2 separate regions of the Homo sapiens genome follow, and region 2 is linked to region 1. A link is a loop called in an ENCODE intact Hi-C map of the cell type or tissue named here. Cell type or tissue: Calu3. All regions are shown on one strand. Each heading gives the region's core, and the rest is flanking DNA. Links, peaks and the distances in the headings are about the cores only. Region 1 overlaps CA5BP1-CA5B (CA5BP1-CA5B readthrough). Region 2 overlaps ZRSR2 (zinc finger CCCH-type, RNA binding motif and serine/arginine rich 2).

What was found. Hi-C counts contacts between places; a loop is a spot of excess contacts. Peaks named below come from ENCODE experiments on the same cell type or tissue, not always from the same donor. Only the 100,000 strongest peaks of a DNase experiment are listed, where the experiment ranks them.
Region 2: a loop joins it to region 1, with 3 times the contacts of the local background. A loop is called at or near these places in 2 of 110 quality-filtered maps.

Annotation. Positions count from the first base shown.
Region 1 is chrX:15,677,209-15,694,994 of GRCh38, forward strand. CA5BP1-CA5B (CA5BP1-CA5B readthrough) reads left to right here. Exons shown (of 12, transcript NR_160544.1): 2 at 11,453-11,650; 3 at 15,755-15,850. It also overlaps the pseudogene CA5BP1. Among named protein-coding and RNA genes, the nearest start is that of CA5BP1-CA5B, 11 kb to the left of the region's middle. RefSeq lists an enhancer at 17,738-17,786. In Calu3, for the core only: no CTCF peak of the experiment used is centred there; a DNase peak (open chromatin) is centred at 10,063.
Region 2 is chrX:15,810,290-15,822,018 of GRCh38, forward strand. ZRSR2 (zinc finger CCCH-type, RNA binding motif and serine/arginine rich 2) reads left to right here. Exons shown (of 11, transcript NM_005089.4): 8 at 5,388-5,601; 9 at 8,298-8,353; 10 at 9,918-10,027. Among named protein-coding and RNA genes, the nearest start is that of ZRSR2, 26 kb to the left of the region's middle. In Calu3, for the core only: a CTCF peak has its summit at 6,019; a DNase peak (open chromatin) is centred at 5,972.

The sequences.
Region 1 (17,786 bases), core at 7,152-12,151:
TGCCAATCAAGGAATTTTTCAATATAATTGTAACCTTTTGTTAGTACTTTTCCTGTCTCTTTCGCATAAGTTGCTTAATCAGGCAGAGTTCAAGCTATGAGGCATTTAATAAATACATTACTTATGAATGACATTTAAAGACTTTTAGAATCTTTTCTTTTTTCACACATTTCTAAGGCTGCAAAACAACAGAAAAAGAACATGTTAGTAATATCCAAGGCATACATGAATAATCAGTGACAGCAAAGGATGTGTAGCACAGAAGGCTTAGCTCTCCTAGGCGGTATCCAGCCACACACTGGTAATTGTTGAAATGGAGTATTGGATATATAGATGATTTATTCTCACCATTTTTTTGTACAAGTTTGAAGTTTGCCCTAATAAGGGGAAAACAGATTCTAAATTCAGTTGACCCATGGACTATTGCTGTTTAAACCTGCTAAGTGAATTCAGATAGTGAAGTTATTTAAAAACCAGATGCTCTTACCTGGCTGCAGGAACTATCAAGATAAGATATTGAAAGCTTATTGGCAGTCTGTCTTTTAAATCCTGAGCCAGACTTTTTTACATGGCTTCAACAAGGTGATTTTTCATCTCCTTAGACATTTTGACATACACACTCCCACTAAAAACTGTATTTACACAAACACAGATAAAACTAAACAAAAGTGATTTTAACTTTGGTTTGAGAATTGTCAGCACCTTTTAGGCAACGCAGACATACTTTAGGTGTCACTGGCTGTTACGAGTTCAATTGCACCCTCCCATCTCAAACTCATATACGTTTAAGTCTTAAGCCCCAGTACCTCAGAATGTGACCTCATATGGAGATTGGGTCTGTATAAAGGTAATTATGGTCATTAGGGTGACCACTAGTCCAATATAACTGGTGTCCTTAATTAAAAGGGAAATTTGGACACAGACAAGATGAGAATGGCTTACGAAAATTGGATTTAATGCTGACACAAGCCAAGGAATTACCAGAAGCAAGGTTTATTAGGTGTTCTCCAGAGAAACAAAACCAATTGTGTGTGTGTATGTGTATATATGTGTGTGTGTATGTATGTATGTGTGGGTGTGCCTGTGTGTGTGCTTGTGCGTGTGTGTGTGTGTGTGTGTTTAGAGAGAGATTTATTTTTAAAAATTGGCTCGTGAATGTAGGCTCGTGAAATTTGCAGTGCAGGCCAGCAGACTGGAGACCAGGGAAGAATTGATATTACAGCCTGTCTTACTCAGTTTTGTGCTGTAACAGAATACCTGACACTGGATAATTTATAATGAACAGAAATTTATGTGGCTCATGATTCTGGAGGCTGGGAAGTCCAAGGGCATGGTGCCAGCATCTGCTCAGCATCTAGTGAGGGCTCTCTCTTGCATCATCCCATAGCACAAGGCAGAAGGGCAAGAACATGTGCATGTGAGGGGTGGGAGTGGTTGGGGGTGAAGAAGGAGGGAGGGAGGGAAGGGAAAGAAGCCAAATTTATCCTTATATCAGGAACCCACTACCTCAGAAACTAACCAGCTCCCCCTAATAATGGCATTAATCCATTCATGAGGGGAGGGCCCTCATGATTTAATCACCTCCCAACACTTTTGCGTTGCAGATTAAGTTTCCAAAACGTGAACTTTGGGGACACATTCAGACTGGATTGTGAGCACAAACTGGTGCCATGGCACAGCTCCAGTCCAAAGGCAGTCTGGAGGTAGAATTTCCTCTTCCTCAGGGGACCTGTCTTTTTCAACTTAAGGCTTTCGACGGATTGGGTAGGGCCCACCCACATGAAGGGTAATAATCTTTATTCCAAGTCTACTGATTTAAATGTTAATCTTATCTAAAAAATACATTCACAGTGACATTTAAACTGGTATTTGACCAAACATCTGGGTACCATGACCTACCCAAGTTGGCACATAAAATTAACCATCCAAGTAGAAAGGCCTGGAACAGAGCGCTCATTGCCCTCAGAAGGAACCAACCCTGCAGAGAACTTGGACCTCAGATTTCTAACCTCCAGAACCATGAGACAACAAAAATTTTTAAGCCAACCAGTCTATGGTACTTTCTTACGAGCTAATACATTGGCCTAAAGACCTCCGGTAGGGAGTCAAGCCTAGAGGTAAGGAACCTCCACAGGATTCACTAACTTCCTACCAGTCCCCTTTAATGTAATGGCTGCACATCTCTGGCTCCCTGAGTTCAGCGCACATTAGCAAAGTGATGCATATGCAAAGCAAAGCGCATGGCACTGTGCCAAAAGACTGGCTTCTCATCCTGCTGTGCTTTATTTCACAATGCACATAGAGATGATTCTCGCTCCTTTCACGTAGGTGTAGTCTTCTCTCTAGCTTAGATGGAGCAGGATCAAGGACAGCAGTACAGAGGAGAAGAGCTAGTTCACAGCCAATTACTAGCATGAATGTGCACAAAGAGAGGGGAGGATGAAAGCACGTTTGCCTCCTTTCTCAGCATCACTGAGGACCATGATGTGGGTTTTATATCTTACATTCTTCTTGGAAAGATGGTGTAAAGAAATAAAGTTCAGATTTGTAAGGGAAATGTGTCTTTAGTGCCCCTCAACTTCTACATTTGTGCCTTTTGCCACCCATTCCCACCTACCCCAACCCCCACCACTACCCCACCATGGCCATACTGCTGAGAGCCCCTCTTTTGGCAAGAGAAGGCAGAATCTGAGGTGGCAAAAAACACCCTGCTGCAAACTGGTTTGCTCTGTGTTTCTCTTACCCATACTATGTGCATTTCAGGAGGCTCCTAAGGGAGAAATTACATACCTGGAAGGTACAGTTCAAGTCTTGGTCATCTTTGCATCATAGCACCCACCACTGTGCTTGGAGCAAAAGAAATGACAATACATTTTGAAATGAAAGTGCTAACTGGCAGAATCCCAGCCCTGTGAGACTAGATGAGGTTCATACTCAGGGAGGGTCCTCTTTTTAGATCAGGCAGGATTTGGGGGGTCCTTTGGATCTTTTAGATAGGGGTATGAGACCCTCCTCTCAAAGGAGAAATATTTAAAAGTGTTTTAAAAGTATAGACATCCCTACAAATGGGTGATGACGTTTGAGAAAAGGAAAGACCCCTAGTACTGTCTCAGAGCATGCTGGCAGTCATGGCACAGTTCTTAGTTCTTGAAATGCGGACCAACATCTTTGTCACCAAGGGAGCCTACTCGGGTCAGTTGGCTAGTACTCCCAGCACCCATTTTGAATGAGGCACTGTGTCCCTAAGAGATGCAGCTCTGACCAAGGCAGACACGGTCCCTACCACCATGGGGCTTAGATACTGGAGAGGATGCAGTCATAAAGTACATTCCTGGTGAGGTATTAATTCGACTGTGATAAGCACTGTGACCACAAAGCAGTTCTGGGCTGACCTGGTGAGCTTGTGGTCGGGGGAGCTTAGAGGAAGTGACGCTGGTGTCAGTCACCTGAAGTGGGGGTAGGGATTCACCAGTCACAGATGGAGGGAGAGTCCAGGAAAGGAAGGGCATCTGCACAGGCCAGAGGGAAAGGCAGGAGTTGGAAGAACTAAAGTCCATGTGGCTGGTGGGCGGGCAGAAGCGCAAAGTGAATGTGAGTGAAAGCAAGTGGGTCTGTCATCTTGGGGTGACCAATGAGTTTGAGGAACAAGAGTGGATAATTGACTCCCATTTGCCCTCCCCTTCACCTCAGGGTGCGTATTACGAGTCTGAATATTGTCCTACTTAGAGGTTTTCTCATGATCTTAAGTCTCTATTGTTTACAGCTTTCACTTCTCTGCCCTCTTCCCTCTAGGTTATTGGGTTCCTGCAAGTTATCTGGGAACTGATCAAAGTTTCAGGGTAAGATGGTGGTGATGAACACCCTGAGGGTCACTCGTCCTGTGTCCCCATGCAAATTGCTGTGGAGAAGCTTCCAGATTCCAAGGCCCAGGCCATTCTGCAGCCTCTGTACTTGTACTTACAAAATCCAGAAATAAGCCTGAGAGTACACCATTTCATTAAAGAGAGGAGAAAAGGCTTGTTGGTTTTATAAAAATCACGCGTGTTAAGCGTTTGTAGCTGTGATGTCATGGGCATTCCAGTGTGAGATTATATGCCTTATGGACTGTGAGAATAACTGTTTCTCTATTTGTCCAGTAAAATAAATGTGGAACATTCTTTCTTGACAAATGTTAAAATGTTAAAATGATGTCATGCAGAAACTGGAGAAGGTTTCAGATATTCTGGAACCTGTTCTTTATTATTTCTGGTTAGCAGTTGTCTTTTTACTAAGGTTGATCCACAAACTGCAGATTATTTCTGTGAATCTTAAATTGCTGGAAGCTGCACATGAATGTTTGCAAGCAGTTCAGTGGCTTCATGCTTCAGAATATTCTGTCCAGAGTTAAGAATTGCAGAATTAATTCTAGCTGACTGATTTGCAAGTGTGTACTCTGCTGTAAACACAGAAGATCATGTGACACAGCAAATGTTCTTCCTCAAGCCTTTCTCATCTCGTTCCCCTCCTGGAAATACAAGGTACTATCTGCAGCTGGATGTTGCAGGGATTCTCCACTGTGGCACGATGGACATTGGGGATGGATCATTCTGTGGCGTGGGGGCTGCCCTTTGCTCACTGGATGTTGAGTGGCATCTCTGATCTCTTGCCAGTAGCACTCCCCAAATGATCACATTCAGATACGTTTCAAGACATTGCTAAATGTCCTCTGGGAGGGAGGGCAAAATAACCCTGGGAGAGAACCGCTGAGATGATAGGAGAGATGTCTGTGATGGTGGAGAGTTGTGTTTAATGAATTGGCTAAATATATCTTTTGGGTTTTTTTAATATATTTTCCACTATTCACAATGAATTTACATAGTTTTCAAATACTGGCTTGTTTCAGGATTTGAGGTTTCTCAGATTGTGCTCTTCGGGTTTACCCTTTTTGAACCTCCACGCACATAAGAAAAGGAATTCCGTTAATAATGTTGATTTAGCTGGATCCATTGCCTTGAAAGTGCTTCAGAAGAATTTTTTATTACAAGTTTATTTTGTTTTATCCCAACATTGACTATGTTCTCATTGAAATGAGTTGGTCGGGGTCATAACAAATTTATGATTGCTGGGTGTGCCCATATCCTACCCAGACTGGCTTATTCCGAACCCTGGGACTGCATTCTAAGGCTTAACGTGGAAAAAATTTAGTCATATTTATCTAGTTACTAACGTTTTGTGTGAGTGTGGGGTTTTTGCCTTGATATTTAGTTTGTCTTTATTTGCAGAAAGTTGAAAGTTAAATGCCTAAAGTCCAATCAGTCTATGCCATTAGGATAACTTGCTGCTTTTAGTGCCAACAGAAACCAAATAGTGGTCCCCCGAGGAGATGGGGTTCACTTGACTAATAGCTATATTATATGATGTGTTCTTGTTTCTAAGTTACTAGAAAAACACAGGTGGAAGTCAACATTTGATTTTGTTTGTGGTATGTTTCACTGTTCCAACCTGTTTTCCCCAAGGAGAATATTGTGGTCTTTCTTGCCCTGGGCCTTTGAGCAGGTCCTATTCCTATATTCTGGACCCTCATCTGCTCAATTGTAAACACAGTTCTCATTGTTTCTGACAGCTCAGTACCCCAGCAGAAGGCTAGTGTACGCTTGTAACCAAGAATAACCCCAGATTCTTGAGGGTTAGAAGCTCAGTTATGAGGCCGGGCACGGTGGCTCATCCCAGCACTTTTGGGAGACCGAGGAAGGCGGATCACCTGAGGTCAGGAGTTCAAGACCAGCCTGACCAACATAGTGAAACCTCGTCTCTACTAAAAATACAAAAATTAGCCAGGCGTCGTGGTGCATGCCTGTAGTCTCAGCTACTCAGGAGGCTGAGGCAGGAGAATCACTTGAACCTGGGAGGCGGAGGTTGCAGTGAACCAGGATCTGTACTCTGTCTCAAACAAAAAAAAAAAAAAAGAAAGTTGTGGCAGCTACTTCTAGTACTTTGTTATCATCATCGTAGGCTCAGTGCCTGCCTCAGATGTTTAAGTCTGAACATTTTAAGAGGAGGCAAAGCAGAATAAGGAGTGAATGAAAGTAGGAGGTTGTGGCAAATTCGGTAAGCAGCATTTCAGGTCAGCCCAGTGCTCTGTGCTCATCATATCTTTGCTCCCAAGGCTCTCCACAGATAATCTTTAGCTGTCAACTCAGATTGCTGTTTGCTGTTATCTCAAGTAGCAGACAGTAACTGTTGATAGTCCTAACTTTAGGGACTTGTAATATAACAAGATAAAAATAAAAGCCTACACCTGTTATCCAAGATGAAAATAAAATCAGTTTCACTTAGCGTATCATCTAGTGAAATTTAGCGTGATGATCGCATAAAAAGATTTAGGTGGCCGGGCATGATGGCTCACGCCTGTAACCCCAGCCCTTTGGGAGGCCATGAGGGGCGGATCACGAGGTCAGGAGAACGAGACCATCCTGGCCAACATGGTGAAACCCCGTCTCTACTAAAATACAAAAAATTAGCCAGGCATGGTGGCACACACCTGTGGTCCCAGTTACACGGGAGGCTGTGAGGCAGGGGAATCGCTTGAACCCGGGAGTCGGAGGTTGCAGTGACCCGAGATCGTGCCACTGCTCTCCAACCTGGGTGACAGAGCAGGACTCTGTCTCCAAAAAAAAAAAAGATTTAGGCATGAGATCTTAGGCCATAGGAAAATTAATTTAATAATGTTAATTCTTAATGAAATATAAAGAGTATCAGCTATAATGTAAATAGTACAAATTTAATATTATTCCAGTGATTCTTAATGTTCATGATCTCCCTGCTTTTAGAAAGAAAAGAAACATTTCCTTTTAGGATAACTTGGACTAGAATGGCGCTGTCTAAAATGTAGCCACAATTAAATGTAGCCACTGTGGGTATTTACCTGTAAATTTAAGCACATTAACATTTTATAGCCTCATGTGCCTACAACTTACCATACTGGACATTTTCATCTTTAGAGAAAGTTGTATTTGACAGCACTGATTTATATTATAACTCAACTGTGTTATAAAGTTCTATTATTTTTCCAATTAATTTTGAAGAACCAAAGCCTGGAGAACAATACTTGTTTTTTGGTTTTTGTTTTTTTTTTAACTTTTATTTTAAGTTCAGGGGTATGTGTGCAGGTTTGTTGTATAGGTAAACTTGTCATGGGGGTTTTGTACAGATGAGGACAAGAGTTTTAACAGGCTTGTTTTGCAATGTCTTCCTAAAGACCTCTGATATAGGCTGGGATGCCTCAGACTGTACTGTCTCCATTAACTTTCAAATAATCTTGAGAAACAGTGGGAGGATTAGGAGTCCCATGGAATTGCACTAATGGCTTCAGGGTTGTCTTCAGCTACCTGGGACTGACGATTAGCCCTGGAACTGACCGCCAAGAAATGTGGGCTTTTAGTCTCCTGTGCTGATAACTGCATGTGTATTCTATGGCTAATGGACTCAGCATCCAAGTGCCTTTTAGAGCCCTGATGCTCTAACAAGGCAATTTGTGATCCTGCGATTATCCTCAGCCAAGTCATACAGAGGGTCCCTGTGTATACACCCATCACTGCACTAAGGCCAAGGCCTACACAGATGGTCTTCAGTAACATGAGGAAACAGCACATCCCTCGTAAAAAGGGTGGTACATAGCAAGGGACCAGATAAAAAGCACATGAGGGTATAGGGCAACATTGTCCTATAGACATATAATTGAGCCACATATGTAATTCTCAGTTTTCTAATAGTCACATTAGAAAAGGGGAAAAGAAAACAGGTGAAATTAATTTTAGTAACATTTTATTTAACCCAGTATATCCAGGATATTATCACTTTAACATGTGATCCATATAACAGTTATTACCGAGTTTACATTGTTTACCTTGCACCAAGTCTTCAAAGCCTGTTGGGTGTTTTACATTTACAGCACCACTCATTTAGGATTGACCACGGGGGCAGCATGGAAACACCAGCGTTTGGAAAGAATGAGGAGAATGGTTAGATAAGTGAGGAGGGTTCTACTAGAAAAACACAGGCACTTGGACACAGAAGTTTCCACTTGATGTACTGTCTTTAGCACAGGAGCACCCTGACAAAGCCGGTAATTTGGGAAAACTGAGTGGCTGAACTCAGGGGGTAAAGGGAAGTGAGAAAAGAGGACAAATGACCAAGAGGCTTTGTGTGAAGTCCATGGCGTAGAGTTCAGAACTAGGCTAGTGGTCTGGGCAAGGCGAGGAAGAGCTAAACCTGAACGATTGTTAAAGAAAAATAATGTGATCAGTGGGGGTAATGGGAAATAAAGCAAAAAGAAGCAAACTTCTTCGGTGATATACTTCATCTGATTCATTTGATCCACCGTAGTTGTTGAAAGCCAGCTTGCTTGCAGAGCAGTGGGGGAGGCCGATAACTAAGTGCGTGTGCATATAATTATAACTATACCCATGTAATAATGTTGTGAAGGACAAAACCAGAATGCTGTGATTAAAAATTCAAGGGGATCATGTTATAGGAGGGTAGTCAAAGAGGAGAGGAGGTGACAATTAAGGCAATAACAGGAGCCAGTGCCAAGTGGAATGAGGGGAATGATTCCAGCAGAGGAGAAGAATCAGGAACCGAGGGGCTTGAGGCAGAAATGAGCTTTCTACATTTGAAGAGCCCAGGGACATACAAGGAGGCTAGAGAAATAGGTGGTGCAAGCATAAAATAAATCAAACGCAGGACTAGGCATATAAATAAGAATTAAGACCAAGTGCATCCTCACCATGAAATCTAAAGGAGTTTTCTTGCTCATCAGTGACAGATTATTGACACCTTTTTAATGACAGTGTGCCCTTCACTCATTTAAACTGTGATTGAAATAGTCACAATCTCTTCACTTTCTACATATAAGAAAAACCTGAAAATGAAGCCTCTCAGAATGCTTCGTGGTCACCTTCCTGTTTTGAGGGAAAGTATGAGAACTGCCAAGAAATCATTTCTATCTGTATTTTGTTAAAATGGTAGAAGGGGAGGGAAGAGGAAAAGAAAAGTGTGAATTTATCATTAGCAAAACAAGCCCTTGGCAAAAAGTTGGCTTCAATAGGGGGATAATGACCAAGGACCACCTCTCCCCACAGTGGGTTGGATGGTCTAGCCTAGATGGTCTTTGTTTAAAAAGGAGGAGGTGGGTAGGAGGAAAGAAACCTTCTGGAAGCTGAACTTGTAAACTCAAGGGCATAAACTGATCGTGTCATTATGGTCATTAAAGAGCAATTGAAGGAACAGGCTCAGTTTTCTTGGGCTGGTATTTGCATGAGTCTGAGTGTTGATACTTCCCATTTCATGAATGAGATGGGGAACAATTAAGGATGACCAAGGCATCGTCTTAGGGAGCTGATCGTCACTCCAGTTCTTCCCTAGTCTTCATGGTAGACCCTGATTGAATGGCTTTGAAGAATGTGAATTCTCACATTATCAACCACAGTCTGAGTGTCTGAGGGGAAGGTGCGTAGTCTCTTTGTGTCAGGAATCTTTTAAAATATAATCAGGGCCTTTCAAGGGCTTTCTAGAAGGAATCTGCATTCCAATCAGATTTATAGTATTGAAATATTGTGCCAGTTCAAATGCATTTTTAATTTTTGGCTCCTAAATTTAACAGAAAATTATTGTTCTTTTTCTGTTGTATTTTTTCTGTTTTCTGTTGTAAATCTATTATAAGGAATTCTTTCATACTAAGAAAAATGAAAACATTGGGTTCAACCTGTTGGGTATTATGCTCACTGGCTGGGGTGATAGGACTGTTGGGACCCCAAGCCTCAGTGTCACTCCATATACCAAACCTGCATGTGTACCCTTTATAGTTAAAGTTGAAATTAATTTTTTAAATTAGGTTTAAATCTCTTTAGAGATAAGAGAATACTATGTTATAGGAAGAAATAGGAAAAAAAAAGAAGAATATTCTGAGTTTCTGCAGACTGAGATTCTCACCTGGGCCACTATTGACATTTGGGGCTGGATAACGCTTTGCACTGGTGGCTTCCTCCTGTGCTTCGTAGAATATTTAGCAGCATCCCTGGCATCTATCCACTAGATGGCAGTAGCACCCTCTTCCAGTTGTGACAATGAAAAATGTCTCTAGATATTACCAAATGTCCTCTGGGGCCGTAGTCACTCTCCTTGTTGAGACCACTGGTCTGGATGCTCCCAAGAGAGCTCAGTGTCTATACTGCCAGGACACTTTTGCCTACCACCACACAAAAATAAAGCCAAGGCTAAGATTTTAAACTTCCATCTTTGGGCTGCTACTGAAGCAGGAGAACTGTCGCCCCTGTAAGAGTAAACCAGAAGCAAGTTTCTGGTTTTTATGGAAACAAGAGGATGTCCCTGCCATATTCGGGGGATTTGACTGGGTGGGAGCTGCCTAGTTATTTCTCAAATCCTTCGACCCATTCTTAGTGGTGGGGCAAGATGCAGAGGGTCATTGGTAATGATTTCTCTCAATTCATGTTTCTCCTAGTTTTCCTATTGTCCTTGATTCTACCCATCCATGGTACTTCTAAAGGACAGGGAAATGGACCACCCCAAACTGATATACATTGGTTCTGCTCATCACACATGGGGATCTCAACAGGCCAATCTGTGTTACCAGCAAGTCTACTGATACTTACCAGGGACTTGCTACAGAGACCTGGTGCTTGACTCTGGAAGAAAATCAGCATCAGCAATGTCTTCAGTGCCTATGGAGGATGAATTGTATGTGTACACCTTAATAGATAATCTCCACATCCCTGTGACACACTGCAACCTCCAGGGACCTTAGCAATGCCGATGTTCTACCCAGGTTTTGCAGGATGGCTGCCTGGTCCTCAGAGTTTGCTTACATAGGAGGTGAACTCAACTCAGCACGCACAGTTATGTGGGGCGAGCATCTTATGGGATGCAGGCTACACAAGTCTTTTTTTCTACCAGCCAACCAGTTAAACACTGACAATACTTGATTGAACATTTCCTTTCTCAAAGTTCTTCCATTTCTTTCTTTTTTTTTTAAATGAGTCTGTTATTGAAAATCGAATTAGTTTGTCTTTGTATTTAGAGCTAGTTTGGGGGCTTGGGGCTTGGGAAATTCTCAAAGAAGAAAAGAAACTCATTTATGAATACCTATTTCCACATGGCGCTAATCTCCATGCATTTTACTGTTATCACAGGACTGATTGCACTTGGTTTAGGTGAGCTTAGTAGGCAGACTGAGACGAGTTGGGTTTTCAAGATGGCAGAATGCTGTTTTTCTGCACAGTGCTTTCTGACTTGTCTTTAGCCTTTGCTTTAGTCAGCTGCTTAAGGCCCTGAATGGCTAATTGCTAAAGCTCTTAGTTCCCATTAGCCTTGACAGGGTCTCCAGAAGTGGAATTGCCTCATGTGTGATGCTAGATAGTAGACAGTCTTGATAATAGCCTGACCTGCTTTCTCCTAGTGCATCCACTCTGGGAGAGCGTGGACCTGGTTCCTGGGGGCGATCGCCAGTCACCCATCAACATTCGGTGGAGGGACAGTGTTTATGATCCCGGCTTAAAACCACTGACCATCTCTTATGACCCAGCCACCTGCCTCCACGTCTGGAATAATGGGTACTCTTTCCTCGTGGAATTTGAAGATTCTACAGATAAATCAGGTGAGGGCAAGATCTGGTGGTCTTGTAAGGAGTTAAAGAAACAGTGTCATGTTAACAGAGGACACATCAAACTCTCTCCATGATAGTATTGACCTCTTTGTGAGCAATGGCATGGAACTCATTGGAATTTAAAAAAAAATTGTGGTGAAATACACATAATATGAAATTTATCATCTTAACCATTTTTAAGAATACAGTCAAGTAGTATTATATTAAGTACATTTCCATTAGTGTACAATCATCACCACCATCTATCTCCAGAAATCCTTTCATCTTGCAAAACTGAAACTTTACCCATTAAACAGTAGCACCCCATTCACCCTCCCTCCAGCTTCTCGCAGTCAGTATTTGGCTTGCTTGCTTGCTTGCTTTTCTTTTCTTTTTTTTGGAAACAGATTCTTGCTCTGTCACCCAGGCTGGAGTACAGTGGGGCAGTCTTGGCTCACTGCAACCTCTGCCTCCCAGGTTCAAGCAATTCTCCTGCCTCAGCCTCCCGAGTACCTGGGATTACAGGTGCCCGTCACCACGCCCAGCTAACTTTTGTATTTTTAGTAGAGAGGGGGTTTTACCATGTTGGCCAGGCTGGTCTCGAACTCCTGACCTCAAGTGATCTGCCCGCCTTGGTCTCCCAAAGTGCTGGGATTACAGGCATGAGCCACCATACCCAGCCAGTATTCTGCTTTCTGTCTCTGTGAATCGGACTACTCTAGGCACCTCATATGAGTGGAATCATACAGTATTTGTCTTTTTGTGACTGGCTTATTTCAGTTGGTATAATGTCCTCAGAGTTCATCGATGTTGTAGTATGTGTCAGAATTTCCTTCCCTTTTAAGGCTTAATGATACTCCATTATATGGATAGACCACATTTGTTTATCTATTCCTTACCTTTTGGCTTTTGTGAGTAATGCTGCTATGAACATGGGTGTACAAATATCTCTTTTTGACTCAGTTTTCCGTTCTTTTGGGTATATGCCCTGAATGGGCTTTCTGGATGATCACTGGACTCACTTTTCAGTGTATGGAAAAATTCCCTTCTCTTTTATATGGATGTTTCCTTCTACTAGTATAGGTAATATTTTCTATTAACAAATACATATATCTGTATGTACAGATTTTGTAATTGATATAGAAGAAAGGGCATGAAATGAAATGAAAGATTTGCCAGAAATCTATTTTCTGTGTGTGTATGTGTTGAATATGTACTAGTTTTCCTTGGCTGGCTTACTTTGCAGATAACTTCTATATTAAATAGTAATTATGTTTAATTACATTTTAAAATGTAAGATTGCAATACAGAGCAGAAGGATAATTAGGCAAGAAAAACACATTTTATATTTGGGGTCACCTGATAACGTGTATGTATTTTATCATTTATATATTTATGTTTGTAACATTTTCTGAGTGGCAACTATGTGCAAGGCACTGCACAAAGTACCAGGAGTACTAATTCTCAACCACCCAAAGGGCAAAGTCTAGTGAGGGAAGAATACTCGAAATTAAAATTATAAAGCAAGTGTGATTTGAAAAATGTTTCTGAAAGTGCTATGGGACCACAGAGGAAGGCATGTGATACAGACCACTCAGAGGAGTCTATGATGATTTCACTAAGGAGGAGCCATTTATATTAGGTATTAAAGGATGTATGGAAGTTTGCCAAGAGGATTAGAAGGGCATTCTAGACTGAGGGAAAATCGTGCAAAGGCAGATTTGATAGAATGTTCAGGAAATGACCAAAAAACAAAATGATGTGACCAGAATGTTGAATGTGTGTTGTGGGGAGAGGCAGTGAGAGTGGTGATCATCAAAGCATAATAGGGTAGATGGAGGGCAGGCTCATCAGAAACTAGTTATTTGTAAACAAGAGAGTGGCATAGCTTGATTTCGTTTAATTAGCAGTTTATGTTTTTAGATTAACCCAGGCAACAATGCAGGGCCACAAGTTGCGATTAATCCAAGTGATAGATGGTGAGAGATTAAATGAAGGCAATAGAAATATAGAAAATGAGCAACTTTTAAAAAGCATTTCTGAAATAAAAGCAACAGGACTAGGAGGTGAGATCCTCTTCCAGAGAACAGAAAGCAAAGTTAACCAAGACCTTGAGGTGTCTCACTTAGGAGACTTGGGGGAATGGTGATGCCAGAAAATAAGTTCATGAGTGGTGGACAAGGAATGATTTGTAGAGAAGTTATCTTAATCCATTTGTGTTGCTGCAAAGGAATATCTGAAACTGTGTAATTTATAAAGAAAAGAGGTTTACTTGGCTCATGGTGCTACAGGCTGTACAAGAAACATGGTGCTCACATCTGCATCTGGTGAGGGCCTCAAACTGTTTCCCCTCATGTTGGAAGGCCAAGGGGAGCCAACGTGCAGAGATCACATGGTAAGAGGGAGAGGAGGAGGTACCAGGCTCTTTTCAACAATCAGTTCTGTGGCTGAATGTGATGGCTCACACCTGTAATCCCAGCACTTTGGGAGGCCAATGCGGGAGGATGGCTTGAGGTCAGGAATTGGAGACCAGCCTGGGCAATATAGTGAGACCTTGTCTATACAAAAAAAAATTTTAATTAAAAAAAAAAACAATTGGCCAGGTATGGTGGCCCATGCCTGTAGTCCCAGCTACTTGGGAGGCTGAGGTGGGAGTGTCACTTGAGCCTAGCAGGTCAAGGCTGCAGTGAGTCACAGTTGTGCCACCGTACTCCAGCCTGCGTGACAGAGTGAGACCCTGTCTCAAAAAAAAAAAAACCCAAATCAGTTCTCTTGGGAACTAAGAGTAAGAACTCACTTCCACCCGAATGGCACCAAGCTATTTATAAGGGATCTGCCCGCGTGATCCAAACACCTCCCATGAAGCCCCACCTCCAACATTGGGGAGCAGGTGTCAACATGAGACCTGGCAGGACCAAACAGACCATATCCAAACCATAGCAAAAGTATAGGGAAATCATAAGGAAATATAATTGCTTCTTACAGCTTTTTTGTAATTTAGGTTTTGTTTGTTTGGTTTATTGGTTTTGTTTTTTTTTTTAATAGGCTCTCACTGTGTCACCCACGCTGGTGTGCAGTGGTGCAGTCATAGCTCACTGCAGCCTTGAACTTCTGAGCCCAAGTGATCCTTCCGCCTCAGCTTCCCAAGTAGCAGGGACTACACGATTATGTACCACCACGCCAAACTCATTTTTAAATTTTTTGTAGAGATGAGATCTCACTGTGTTGCCGAGGCTGGGCTTGAACTCCTGGCTTCAGGTGATGCTCTTGCCCCAGCCTCCCAAAGTGCTGATGTGAGCCATCGCACCTGGCAGCAATTTAGTTTTAAATGTTGTATCAACAATAAAAAGAACATTTTAAATGGTCATCTCTCAAAGAAGAAATGTGTCTTCAACTCTTTTTTTTCTTTTTTTTTTTTCTTTGAGACGGAGTCTTTCTCTGTCACCTAAGTGGCGTACGGTGGCGCGATCTTGGCTCACTTCAACCTCCGCCTCCCGGGTTCAAGCGATCCTTCCACCTCAGCCTCCTGAGAAGCTGGGGTTACAGGCATCCACCACCACACCTGCTAATTTTTGTATTTTTTTTTAGTAGAGACGGGGTTTCACCATGTTGGCCGGGCTGATCTCAATCTCTTGACCTCAAATGATCCACCCACCTTGGCCTCCCAAAGTCTTGGCATTACAGATGTGAGCCACCACACCCGGCCAGTCTTCAACTCTTGTCTAATTCCTATAAGGAGAACTTACTTTTCTCAATATAAACATTTTCTCTCCTTTAAATGTAAATGGATTTTGGATGTTAGTATTTCATGCAAAGCAGAATGGGAACGAGCAAATGTTGATCCCTTACTGAAATGCGACTCAGTTTGCTATATGTATTTTATTTTATTTTTCTCCCCGAGTCCTTTTATTCCAAAGAAATATTAATTGCTGTCCTTGCCTAAATTTCTTCCTGATCTTTGTTTCTATCTCATTTTGGATTGTCATATGGTTTTCTTGGTGGCTTTACTTTGGGTGAGGAAACATGTTTAAATGTCATAGGTTGACTGAGGCTGTGGGTTTATTCTGGAGAGATTCTGTATAGTCACGTGTTAACCCTCTTTTCATGGTGTTTCAGCTGCACTTAGTGCATTGGAACGCAGTCAAATTTGAAAACTTTGAGGATGCAGCACTGGAAGAAAATGGTTTGGCTGTGATAGGAGTATTTTTAAAGGTAAAAAATCTCACCAACTTTAAATGACGTGTTGTATTCTAGGATGAAAAGATAGAACAGTATAATATTGTTATTTACTTTAAGAATATTGGGATCCCTACACTGGTAAGATAAATAGTGATTGTTAAGGATATATTTTAAATGGCATGAAACCGTGCCATCCAATAGAGTGGTCACAAGCCACACGTGACAGTTGGGCACTTGAAATGTGGCTGGTGTAACTTAGGAAATGAAGATTTAATTTACTTCTAATTCACTTAAATTTCAATTAAAAAACTGATATTCAATTCAGTTATTGAAAAACTTTTGGGTTGGGCGTGGTGGCTCACGCCTGTAATCCCAGCCCTTTGGGAGGCCGAGGCAGGCAGATCACTTAAGGCCAGGAGTTCGAAGCCAGCCTGGCCAACATGGCGAAACCCTGTCTCTACTAAAAATACAAAAATTGGCCGGGCGTGAAGGCAGGCGCCTGTAATCCCAGCTTCTTGGGAAGCTGAGGCACAAGAATTGCTTGAGCCCACGAGGCAGAGGTTGTAGTAAGCCAGGATCGTGCCACTGCACTCCAGCCTGGGCGACAGAACGAGACTGTCTCAAAAAAAAAAAAAAAAAAAAAAGAAAAACTTTTAAGAATGTTTGGAACCATTTGGATATGTATATATATGTTTTCAAGTATAAATTTTTTGAAATCTAAATATAGATCAAGTATTTTTGATGAAAAAGGTAGCATCCAAATTGAGATGTGCTGAAGTGTAAAATACACAACAGATTTTTAAAACTTAGTATGGAAAAAATATAAACCATCTCATTAATAACTTTTCGTATTGATTACATTTTGAAGTGATAATATATTGAATATATTTGGTAAAATAAAATATTAAAAAGGATTTCATCTATTTTTACTTTTTAAATGTGGTCACTAGAAAATTAATTACCTCTGTGGCTTGTATCATACTTCTGTTTTTAAGCATTGGTATAAAAGGATAAAGGCGAATAAATAAATAATAGTTAAAATGTAAGATTAATGTATTTTAGGCCAGGTGCGATGGCTCACACCTGTTGTCCCAGCACTTTGGGGAGGCCGAGGCGGGCGGATTACTTGAGTCCACGAGTTCGAGACCAGCCTGGCCAACATGGTGAAACCCCGTCTCTACTGAAAATATAAAAATTAGCTGGGTGTGGTGGCGGGCACCTGTAGCCCCAGCTACTCGGGAGGCTGAGGCAAGAGGATCACTTGAACCCGGGAGGCAGGAGCTGCAGTGAGCTGAGATCGCGCCACTGCACTCCAGCCTGGGTGACAGAGTGAGACTCTGTCTCAAAAAATTTAAAAAAAAAGAATACATTTTAAACGGAAGAATGTATTTTAAGCAGAATAGAAAGATAAAGGCAAATAACTAGGAAATCTTGAAGGGAACTAATATTCATGAGTGCTAAGTGACTCCATATTTGCCAAGTGCTTAGTTTATCTTTCTAAGAATTCGGCAATATTATTGTCTCCATTTTTCAGATGAAGAAAGTGAAGCTCAGCGAGGTTAAGTGCTTTCTTGCTAGGTCACACAGCTAGCTAACGGAGGACTGGGGTTAAAAATCCATAGGCCACACTCTCATGGGGCCCCTGAGCTCTTGCAGGTTCAGCAGCTACAGGCTTCCTGCATGCTTCCAACTTTAGTCTGCACTAGAGGCTGAGCGTTTTAAGGGTACCTGGGATTTGTTTTAGTCGGGTACAGTAAGACATGCAGACATGGGAATGACTGTCATGAAGGAAGAAGTTGATCCTGTTTCCAGATCCCTAGAAGCTGGAGGCATGGCACACTGTGCAGAGCCACATGAGGAAGCACCAGGGTTGGTCAAGAGGCAGAGAATGTGAGGGGAAAATGCGGGCAAGAGCTTTTATTGTGGTTTCAGTGGGAAGGAACAGGCGAGGCAGGGTAAGCAGGCTTGG
Region 2 (11,729 bases), core at 3,343-8,342, 130 kb after region 1:
TATAATTTGGCCTGTTTATTAATGAACAACTTAAAGTAGGTAAATAATTCCTAATGGTGAATGAGTCCATCTGAGGCAAAATCTGATAATTATCACCATATATTCTGCAGAAGAGAAGATCTAATCATAACCTTAACATCCTATTAATCCTGAAAAGGGATATGAATAGTAAAATTCAGATGTATTTAATCAGAAACCATATGTCATCTGTCAGCTTTACTTTATTCATAAAAGTATCCATGCTGTGAGGTTTTTTTCCTTCTTCTTCTTCTTTGAAAATATATCCTTCTCTATGGTTCTCTCCTTTTTCTTTTTGAATTTAAGCGTTCACACCATTTTTCATTTTTTAAGAACAGTGGTTCCCAACCCTGGATGCACATTAGAGTCATCTAGAAAGCTTTAAAAAATTATGTCCTACCTCAAGTTGAGTAAATCAGAATATCAGGGCCAGGCGCGGTGGCTCACACCTATAATCCCAGCACTTTGGGAGGCCAAGGCAGGCAGATCACTTGAGCTCAGGAGTTTGAGACCAGCCTGGGCAACATGGTAAAACCTGGTATCTATAAAAAAAAAAAAGTAAAATAAATAAATAATATATTTATATATATTTATATAAAAATATTATATAAATAAATAATAAGAATACCAGGGACTTGGGTGGCCTTAGTTTCAAAATGTCCTCAGGTGTCTCTAGTGTGCCCTAGGATTGAGAGCCACTAATGTCAAGTGTGTATGTCCTTTTGTATTTTAGAGGTGGGATTGCAGATGTCTGGAATGTCTGTGAAAAGAGTCATGGGATCTGCTAACTAGTAGAAAGCCTCCTCTTGAAAAACTGGGAACTAAGAAAAGGAAAGAGACTTTATTCCCTTTGATACCTTTAGAACCATTTCTCAGATATCCACTTTATCTAAACAAGAAATGGTAATGATTGGTGTAAAAAACTTCCCACCAAAGAAAAATGCACTGTGAATTACCTTTCAGAGACAACTGAGACTCCATGTAAGTTCACATTTGCATGGGTACTTGAACCAAATTGCATTTAAGGTTTTCCAGCTGCAGGATCCCTCATGTAGGATCTATCTCTAACATTTCCTCCAAATTTAAGACCCGTGGTAGCCTGATTCTTGATTCTCACCCCCCCCCCTTTTTTTTTTGAGACGGAGTCTCGCCCTGTCACCAGGCTGGAGTGCAGTGGCATGATCACAGCTCACCGCAAGCTCTGCCTCCCAGGTTCAAGCGATTCTCCTGCCTTAGCCTCTCGAGTAGTTGGGACTACAGGCGCATGCCACCACACCTGGCTAATTTTTTTTGTATTTTTAGTATAGACGAGGTTTCGCCATGTTGGCCAGGATGGTCTCGATCTCTTGACATTGTGATCCACGTGCCTCGGCCTCCCAAAGTGCTGGGATTACAGGCATGAGCCACTGCTCCCGGCCTAATTCTCCTTTTGTTGGGCATAAGTGAGAGGAGGGGAGATGTCTTAAACGATTTCGAGAACTTGGTTGACAGGCCCTACCTTGTGGGAAGAGGGAATGGCCCGTCATGCTCTCAGATCCCATCTCTCCTCAAGTCATTTCAAGGAAATATGGACAGTGGTCAAATTAGTTTGCGAGCATTTCTTTTTTTTATTTTATTTTATTTTATTATTATTCTTTTTTGAGACGGAGTCTCGCTCTGTCGCCCAGGCTGGAGTGCAGTGGCACGATCTCCGCTCACTGCAAACTCCGCCTCCTGGGTTCGCGCCATTCTCCTGCCTCAGCCTCCCGAGTAGCTGGGACCACAGGGGCCCGCCACCACGCCTGGCTAATTTTTTGTGTTTTTAATATAGATGGGGTTTCACCATGTTAGCCAGGATGGTCTCGATCTCCTGACCTTGTGATCCGCCCGCCTCGGCCTCCCAAAGTGCTAGGATTACAGGCGTGAGCCACCGCGCCTGGCTGCGAACATTTCTTACAATTTTCATAGGCATATGAAATTTTACCATCACAACTATCAAAGTATAACAGCAGTGTGGAGATTTTCATCATTCAAGTGATAAGTTGTGACATGAAATTCTGCGAAATTTGCAGTTACAAAATCCAGCACCATCCCTTTAGACAAGTAGACTGCTCTGTTCCCTTTTTATGGAGAGCCTTGGTGACTTGCTCCAGATCGTACAGCTGTTCTGTTCTGTCGTTAAGTTTTGTCAGAGCATCAGAGGAACACTTCCATAACCTCAGCATTTCTTTGGCTGGTTGTTTTTGTAATTAGTACAGAGTTCAATTCTAGAGCCATGCTGGAATTGGTATTTTTTGGAGTCACAGCTTTGAGGGGAATCTATTTGTTTTTCTCCTAAAAGGTAATAATTACTAATGGAAGGTAAAACTTAGTGGTCTATTTATACCTCACTTACTTCCAAAAGTGATTTAAAGAAGGTTCGTGATCTAGCACATTAAGTTAGAGAAAGTAAAGGAAATTGAAAGCAAGGAAAGGAAGAGAAAGTGAGTTATTTTCTCCAGGTTTTTATTTCTCCATATTTGAATTCATCTCAAGCAGATAGTAAGCTGTCATTCTTACCAAAAAGGAAGAATGAGTGGTATCTCTAGAAAGACAGAAATTTTCCTGGCACCAGATTCTAAAGGTTTCTCCCTTGGAATATTTTACAAAGACATTAAATAGGAAGGTGGACAATAACTTTAATAGATGCTTTATAACAGTTGCATATGTAATTTTCATGAGGATGTTTCTTACAGTGACCTTCGATAAATGATTGCAGCTTCACTTTAACATGCAATGCGGGGATTCTATGTAGGACAAAGGTAATGCGTACCAGGAGCACTTCCCTGAGAAGAAGAAAAAGAGGAGTAGTCAGTTAGCTATACCCGAGGGGGCATTTGGATACCCACACCATTTATTGGCCATCCTTGGCCTAAGGTAATATCCAACAACTGTGGGTTTTTGCAGCAAACTGACTTAAGTATCAGAATAATGGGTAAATATTATGCCCTAAACCAGTGGTTCCCAAATATGGCTGATCTTCAGGACCAGGTAGGGAGCTACTTTGAAAATATGGGTCCCCCACCCCTTGAGGTCTGATCAGATGGTCTAGGGTAGGAAGTAAGAAATCTCAGTTCTTTCCAGGTAATTCTGAGAACCACACAGGCTTGGAACCACAGCTTTAGACTGCCTTCGTAAATGTCACTTCTCTTAGCTGAGTTTTCAATAAAAGCTATAGGGCTGGCCTTTTGTATACACTTAGATTATAAGGACTGTCTTTAGGCCAGATGGGATTTTTCCCCAGACAGGGACTTTGGTTCTATTCCAAAACTGACAAATGCTTATTTGACATCCTGGGAACTAGGGCCAAGTTCATTCAGATCTAGGAATCCCTTGAGCAGAATTTTAACCTCATTAAATTAGTTCCTTGTTTAATTCTCTGCATGCTTCATACTTATAACATTTTGATTCACTGTTAGTGTTGCCAGTCAGGTTGAGTCTTTGCTCTTTGTTCTATCAGTAGTTGGGAAGAGGGATCTAATTACAAGGTCTCTAATTGAATAATCCAGGAGGTCATTTGGAAAATAGAAAATTTCACGTTAATGAACGTTGATGAAGCATTTCTGAGCTGAGCATGGTGTATGCTGGGCATTCTGTAAGCATTATCTCAGTAGGTGCTTAGATAGACATTACAGACATGGAAAGTGAGTATTATTAAACATTTAGTCATTTCAGGGCCATTGTTGTTTTTTCCCAACACGTCCTATTCTTCAACTTTCTTTCTTCCTAAATTCTGTGGACTCCCCTCGCCAAAAAAAAAAAAAAAAAAGTTTTTGTCTTACCAATTTTTAACTAGCAACCTAACCAGGAAAATTTTGTTTATTTGGAACCTTGAACTACATTTTTCCTCCACATTGTATGTTAGGAGAAGGAAGGAAGTAAGAAAGTAAACTCATATGAAGGATTTTTGAAATATTACTCAGGTACAGCCTGGTCAGCTTAGCCTTGGTCCAGTTTAAACTATGAAAATAAAATTGTTCTTCATAATGGTTGGCCACCTTCATTAAATAAGAATTAAATGATGCAGGTATGGTAGCTCACACCTGTAATCCCAGAGCTTTGGGAGGCTGAGGCAGGAGGATCACTTGAAGCCAGGAGTGCGAGACCAGCCTGGGCAACATAGCGAGACCCCGTCCCTACAAAAATAAAATTATCCGGGTGTGGTGGCATACGCCTATGGCATGCGCCAGCTACTCAAGATGCTGAGGCAGAAGGATCACTTGAGCCCGGGGAATTCAAGGTTGCAGTGAAGTATGATCATACCATTGCACTCCAGCCTATGTAACAGAACAAGACCCTGTCTCAAAAACAAATTGTATTTATTACACCCCATCGTGAACAGGCACCAGATTGTAGATTAATGCAGATGTCTTGGATCCCTCTCTTCCAAGCCATATGACTGACTTGGGCAAGTGTGCTTTTCTAGGTCTCAGCTTCCGTCTTTGCAAAGTGGTGAAAATACTAGCCCCCACTGTCCTAAAGGGATAAAAGGACCAGAGGGGAAAAATGTAAAAATGCCATGAAAGCTACAAGATGCTGTACACAGATCAGATTGAATTGCTTCATTAACTGGAAATTCTTGGATTACTATATTGTCTAAACATTGAGTCCACTGACGATTGTACAGAACCAGGATTGCATTGTTAGTTCCCACCTTCCTCTCAGCAGTCCCGCATGTGACATCTTCATGCCTGTCACCACATCCTGTCACACCAATCAGCGGGCCTTCTTTTCCCCTATGGTTCAACATGTATAGGCTTCCTGAACTTCATTCAAAGGCAGCTGAATGGTATATGAACTTTGAAATGTTTCCAACTTGACATTAAAACAGCAAGTGCCAAGTTTCAACACTTAAAAAAATCCTCTTAAGCGCTGAAACTTGGCATCTGAGTGGGGTTTATTATCTTTCAGTTAAGTCAAAACAACTAAATTACATGAGTTTCTATCTCAAAATTTAAAGCAAGTGTTTTTTTGTTTGTTTTTTGTTTGAGACGGAGTTTCGCTCTTGTTGCCCAAGCTGGAGTGCAATGGCACAATCTCAGCTCACTGTAACCTCCGCCACCCGGGTTCAAGTGATTCTCCTACCTCAGCCTCCTGAGTAGCTGGGATTATAGGCACTACAGGCGCACGCCAACACGCCCGGCTAATTTTTTGTATTTTTAGTAGAATTGGGGTTTCACCATGTTAGCCAGGCTGGTCTCGAACTCTGGACCTCAGGTGATTCACCCGCCTCGGCCTCCCAAAGTGTTGGGATTACAGGCGTGAGCCACCATGCCTGGTCTAAAGCAGTTGTTTTGTGAGTAATTTTCAACTATTGGCCTAGTGAATTTAAGCTTTTCTTTCATACGCAGATGTTCACGTAAACATAATTTCCCAACATCCAGTCCTACCCTTCTTATTAAGAGCATGTTTACGACGTTTGGAATGGAGCAGTGCAGGAGGGATGACTATGACCCTGACGCAAGCCTGGAGTACAGCGAGGAAGAAACCTACCAACAGTTCCTAGACTTCTATGAGGATGTGTTGCCCGAGTTCAAGAACGTGGGGAAAGTGATTCAGTTCAAGGTGGGCATGCGTGTGGAGGAGGGGACTGGTTTGCTTCACCCTGCAGTACTTAATGGCACAAGAGAGCTGGGACACAGGCTCAGCTGGGGTCAGGCACGCTAGCACTCTATAAATGTGACTTCCCTCTTTCTCTCTTTCCACCCCCTACCTTGTTGCCAATGTCACGTCAATACCACATGAAATCATAAACATATATTAGCATGGTATTTCCTGAATGCTAGGGGTCTAGATTGGAAAGGATCTTTCATTTATTTAGTAGCTTTGTGCTCCAGTTCTTTTCCAGCACATGAATTCTCTGTATCAGGTCCCCTGCATATAGCCATCCAGTCCTTCACTTAGAAGCTGCATGTGACAAACGGTGCATTCCCTTCCTTCCTCTGTAGGTGGCTTCCGTGTGCAGTGTGACACAACTTCACTCACTAAGTTTGTTGGTGCATTGTGTTGACAGTGCCGACTTAGCTTCCACCCAAGGTGTATGTTCTTTCTTCTGGAGCCACACAGGAACATAAATCTAGATTCCACCACCTAACCCCCTTCTTTTTTTTACACTGTTTTTATTCATTGGATTCTTTCAATACTGAATATAGTATTATACAAACCATGGTCTGTGATGCAGCATACTTGGTGAAAAAGGCATTCAGATGACACATAATTATTTTAAAATATTCCTTAATGCAAGGGTAAGGCCAGATGTAATCTCTGCTGCCCCCAGGACCCATTAGTTGAATTCTAATAGGGTGAAGCTTCCTGCCTTGTCTGTGATTTCATCAGATCTGAGCTGGAATGCCTTTGTTATGTTAAGGCAGGGAAATTGTCCCATAATTTGGGAAAAGACAGGAATAGAACCGTGATTTTTTTTCCTGCAAGTTGCAAATGATGATGAAAAGTTGGAACACCCCCCCAAAAATGAAGATATTCCTGACATTTAAGGCTATACTTCTATCAACCGACTTCAAGATTTTTAAAAATTCTTTTTATTTTTTTTTTCCTCCTTAACCTTTTGTTTCTGGGGCATATGCCTTCCTGTCTTCACATTACTTGTCAGCACAAGCAATAACTGCTAAAGTGGAACTGCCTGGTCACAGCCACACAATACCATGTTAGAAGCACTGGCCGAGGAGGCCATGTGGTTTGACTAGCCTTGTCACTTCTTCCTGCCTTTTCCTTATCCTGAAAGTGAGGGGACTGGATTACGTCAGTGGTTTTCCTCGTAGGGTTTCTTGATTATACTGCTTCTGTGAAGTGGTAATGGGAGGGCTGCTTTCAGAACTGCAGAGTAGTTAATGGAAATTGCACCCTTACTTGCAACAGGCTGCACCCACAAACCACAACCACCACAACGTATTTTTTCTTTTGTTTAGAGTTCTCTCATCCTGGCTTGCACAGCTGACATGGATTCCCGAGGCCTTTTATTCTTCCTTCTAAGGGTGGTGTTACAAACTGTCACTGAGTATGGATCCTGCTCGTTTTGGGATACCCTAAGAAAAATACTCTGGAACAAATTTGTAAAATTATAGATTCATTTTGAACATAAACGCTAAACACTAGTATGAATATTTGAGGACCTTTTTACATACTATTATATAAAAACAAATCAGATTTGTCATTGTTGAAGGCAAATGATCAAATATTTAACCTAACTAGTAATAGGAACAGTACATATGAAAATGGGATGATATTCACACCTATCAGGCAAAAAAATTATAAATTCTATTAATACCAAGAGTAGATGAGGATGTGTACATTAGTAAAACCACTTCAGAGAGCAGTTTGTCAATACCTAGTGAAGGTACGTGTAACCTATAAATTGGCACACTCCTGGCTATGCACAGTAGAGAGCTCTTTATACCCACAGAGACCTGTTTAAGAATGCTGACTGCGGTACTGTTTGTGGATGAAAAATTGGAAGCATCTTGAAAAACCATCATTCTAGAGTAGATAAGTTTTATTATTTGGTATATCCAGTATACAGTAGTTAAGTTTATGTGACTACATCTTGAAAAAAGAATATGGAATAAATACTATTGATATAAAATTTTAAAACATACAAAGCAACACTATATGTTGTTTATCAATACGTATTACCTGTTTCTTTGCATATGTATATATATGTGTATACCCATTATAAATAATGGACATTTATATGTATGATACATATGTGTGGGTTTTGGCATGCATATGATGTATGTATATATGCCTGTATCTGTGTATTTGTATTTGTGTCTGTGTAGGTCTATGTATGTATATGTGTGTTTGTGTTTGGAATGTGAAGGCTACACTCCTAGCCTGTGGAGAGTGTTCACCTATGTGATGGAGGAGGGAGAAGAATGGGATAGAAGGGCTTCAACTGAGTCTTTAATGTTTTACATATGTAAATATTCTCATTCAGAAGTGGAAAACGTTAGTGTTAAATCTGGGTAGTGCATATATAGGCTGATTGATATCTTCTGTATTTTTATGGATGTGTGAAACATTTCATATTTGTGGGAGAAAACAGACCTGGACCAACAGGGATCAGGCACGCTGCCATGTGCCAAGTACGCCTTAAATAGATGCAAGAGTCAGCTAGTATCTCTATTTTGCAATCTTTGATTGGTAACTACTTTGGGGAATGTTAGCCTGGACAAACAACATTTGATGAATGGCTGGTTTCTTTTCCTGAATTTTTTATGATAGCATTCTTCATTGCTCCCTAGGTCAGCTGCAATTTGGAACCTCACCTGAGGGGCAATGTATATGTTCAGTACCAGTCGTAAGTATTCTGCTTGTGGATGTCTTCCTGATTTGTCACAGTTTGTTGTTCTGTTTCTGTTGATGTCTGGGATTTTTCCACTGGATATATAACTTTCATGTATTTTATTTCTTATGTTTTTATTTTTATTTTGTTTTTTTCTTTTGAGACGGAGTTTCGCTCTTGTTGCCCAGGCTAGAGTGCAATGGCGTGTTCTCAGCTCACTGCCACCTCCACCTCCCAGGTTCAAGTGATTGTCCTGCCTCAGCCTCCTGAGTAGCTGGGATTACAGGTGCCTGCCACCATGCCCAGCTAATTTTTTGTATTTTTAGTAGAGATGGGGTTTTACTATGATGACCAGGCTGGTCTCGAACTCCTGACCTCAGGTGATCCACCCACCTCGGCCTCCCAAAGTACTGGGATTACAGGCGTGAGCCACTGTGTTTGGCCCAGCTTTCATATATTTTAAAATATTTAAATAAAATTAAAGTTTAAATAAATCTAAATATTTAAAACTTAAATATTAAGAGTTGAAACAGAAATATAGAATGGATGTGAAAATAATATAAGCCGGGCATGGTGGCTCACACCTGTCATCCCAACACTTTTGGAGGCTGAAGTGGGAGGATTGCTTGAGGCCAGGAGTTCAAGACCAGCCTGGTCAACATGGCAAAACCCCATCTCTACTAAAAATACAAAAAATTAGCCAGGCGTGGTGGCAGGCACCTGTAATCCCAGCTACTTGGGAGGCTGAGACAGGAGAATCGCTTCAAGAGAGACCTCATCTCTACAAAAAAATTTAAAAATTGGCCGAATGTGGTGGCATGTGCTGGTAGTCCCAGCTATTTGTGAGGCTGAGGCAGGAGGATCACTTGAGCCCAGGAGGTCGAGGCTGCAGTGAGGTATGACTGTACCACGACACTCTAGCCTGGGGGACAGAGTGAGAGTAAGACTCCATCTCAAAAAGAAAAAAATAATAAATTTATATTTCATTCTTTATATATTTACATAGTTTTGAATGTTTTACAATATGGTTATATTATTACTCATAATTTTAATAATTAAAATACAAACTAATAAGGGATAACTAGAATAGAGAACATAAAAGCATTTATAGTGAAAGAGCCGGAGATTGAAGCCCAAAATCATCTTAGTGTGCATTTGACCAGCTAAGAGAGCAATTAATGTATCATTTCTTCTTATCTTGCTGTTTGCCTAGGCCATACCATGGCTAATGGGTTAAATTAACCAGTGTAATAAGAAGAACAGCAATCCTATCTGAGAAAGAATAGGCCCTAATAATGGAAAACACTTCTGCATTTTTAATGGTCCAATCTTTTGGATTAAGACGGTTTCATTCAAGCCAATTTCCATGCATTGAAACCTCTCCGAGGGTTAGTAAAAAGGGTTCCTGAATAAATTGGGAGCTTTGGGAGCTTGACCATTTTAATGACTCTTCCCTAGGTACAAAATCAGTGAACTTGGTGGTCCTACAATAAATTAATAACGGGGTTAATTAATAGTAGAGCTAATCTACATATTAGGAAGTTACTGTAAAGCATATCATTTGATTTTTGGTTTAAAGGGAAGAAGAATGCCAAGCAGCCCTTTCTCTGTTTAACGGACGATGGTATGCAGGACGACAGCTGCAGTGTGAATTCTGCCCCGTGACCCGGTGGAAAATGGCGATTTGTGGTAAAAGACAAAGTGATGATTTTTTTCCTCAATTGTTCCACTGCTATATAAAGGGATATTCTTTGGGGGAAACCCAGTATTTTCAAGTGGTGAGGCATAGCTTTTTGCCTCACACAGTAGATGAGCAGAGAACTTTATATAAAGAACACCACAGTTTAGATCTGTAACCGACCTCAATGAGTCACTTGATAGATGAAGTGACTGAGGTCACAACGTATTGGTGACAGAGGTGGGGCTAGAATTCCAGTCTTCCAATCTTCAGTCCTGGGCTCTGTGTCTGACAAATCAGGAAGCCTGAGGAGTTTACGTCTGTGGAAGCCCCATTTCCCTTGTTGCAGTTTCAGAGGTATTTTATATTCATTGGCTCACTTCACTTGAGCTGTTTGTTTGTTTCTTTCTTTCCATCTTTATCCCTAATGAATCTTCTGTCATGACCACCTACGTTACCTTGCCCATAGCATTTCCTGCCTTACTTGGAATAATACATCCTTCTGTGCACTAGAGACTAATTGTAGGCTTGGGATCAGTTAAACATGAATGCAGTCAGACTGACATCGGACAGTGGCAACCCAATCAGGAAATGATCCAGTCTTGTGCAGAATAGCCAGCAGTTTTGAAGGCCTAGTTATGTTCTGATTTCTCTCAGTGGACTGTTCCCTAGGTGAAAAGAGATGAGCTCTAAATGCCTCTGGGGAGCACTTATCTTACCGTTTACTTGTGTTTCTTTGCTGTATACATGCCTGCCTAACGCAAAGTCAGAATCTTTGGCAAGCTTGTCTTCCTTGGATTCTGTCATTCTGAAACCATTTATGAAGGGAAAAGAAAGATTTTAGGATTCCTGGCTAAGGGAAACCAGAAGAACCATTACACTTTAAAGGCTCGGGGGATGGAAGAGGTGGAATTGTTCGCTCCATAAAGGCAGTTACTTTTGTCAGTTCCTGGGAATCCAGTGTGAGTTCAGTGAGGAGCTTCTGAGTGTGACCTTGACTCCTCCAAAGCAGGGGACTATTTCATTAAAAAAAAAAAAACACTTTATTTTCCTTATTGACTAAAGACACTGAGCATCTTTTCATTATTGGCCATTTGTATGTCTTCTTTGGAGAGATGTCTGTTTGGATCCTTTGCCTATTTTCTAACTAGGCTCTTTGTCTTTTTATTATTGAGTTGTAAGAGTTCTTGGTATATTCTCCATACAAGTACCTGGTCACAAATATGATTTGCAGATATTTTCTCCCATTTTGTAGGTTCTTTTCACTTCATGTTCTTTTGAAATACAAGTTGTAAATTTTGATGAAATCCAACTTAACTATTTTTTTGTTTGTTTTGGTGTCACATCTAGGATGACATTGCTTAGCCCAGGGTCACAAAGATTTACTTGTATGTTTTCTTCAAGGTCATAGTTTCATTTCTTAACATTTAGGTCTTGGATACAGTTTAATTTTTGTATATAGTATGTGGTACGGAGGTATTTCACTTCTAACTGTTGTGCATATCTGGGGAATTTACTGCTTTTAAAAAACGTTTGAGAACCCCAAAGATCTCAAAATTGTTCGAATAGATTTTATCTGTGATAAGAATCTTCTGTATTAAAAGCACTTAGTGAATTTGAAGCATTAGTGTAATGTTTATAATCTTAAAGTTTAAAGAAAATATAGACTCCTCTATGTTTAATAGGCCTTCTCTTTTTTTTTTGAGAGTGAGT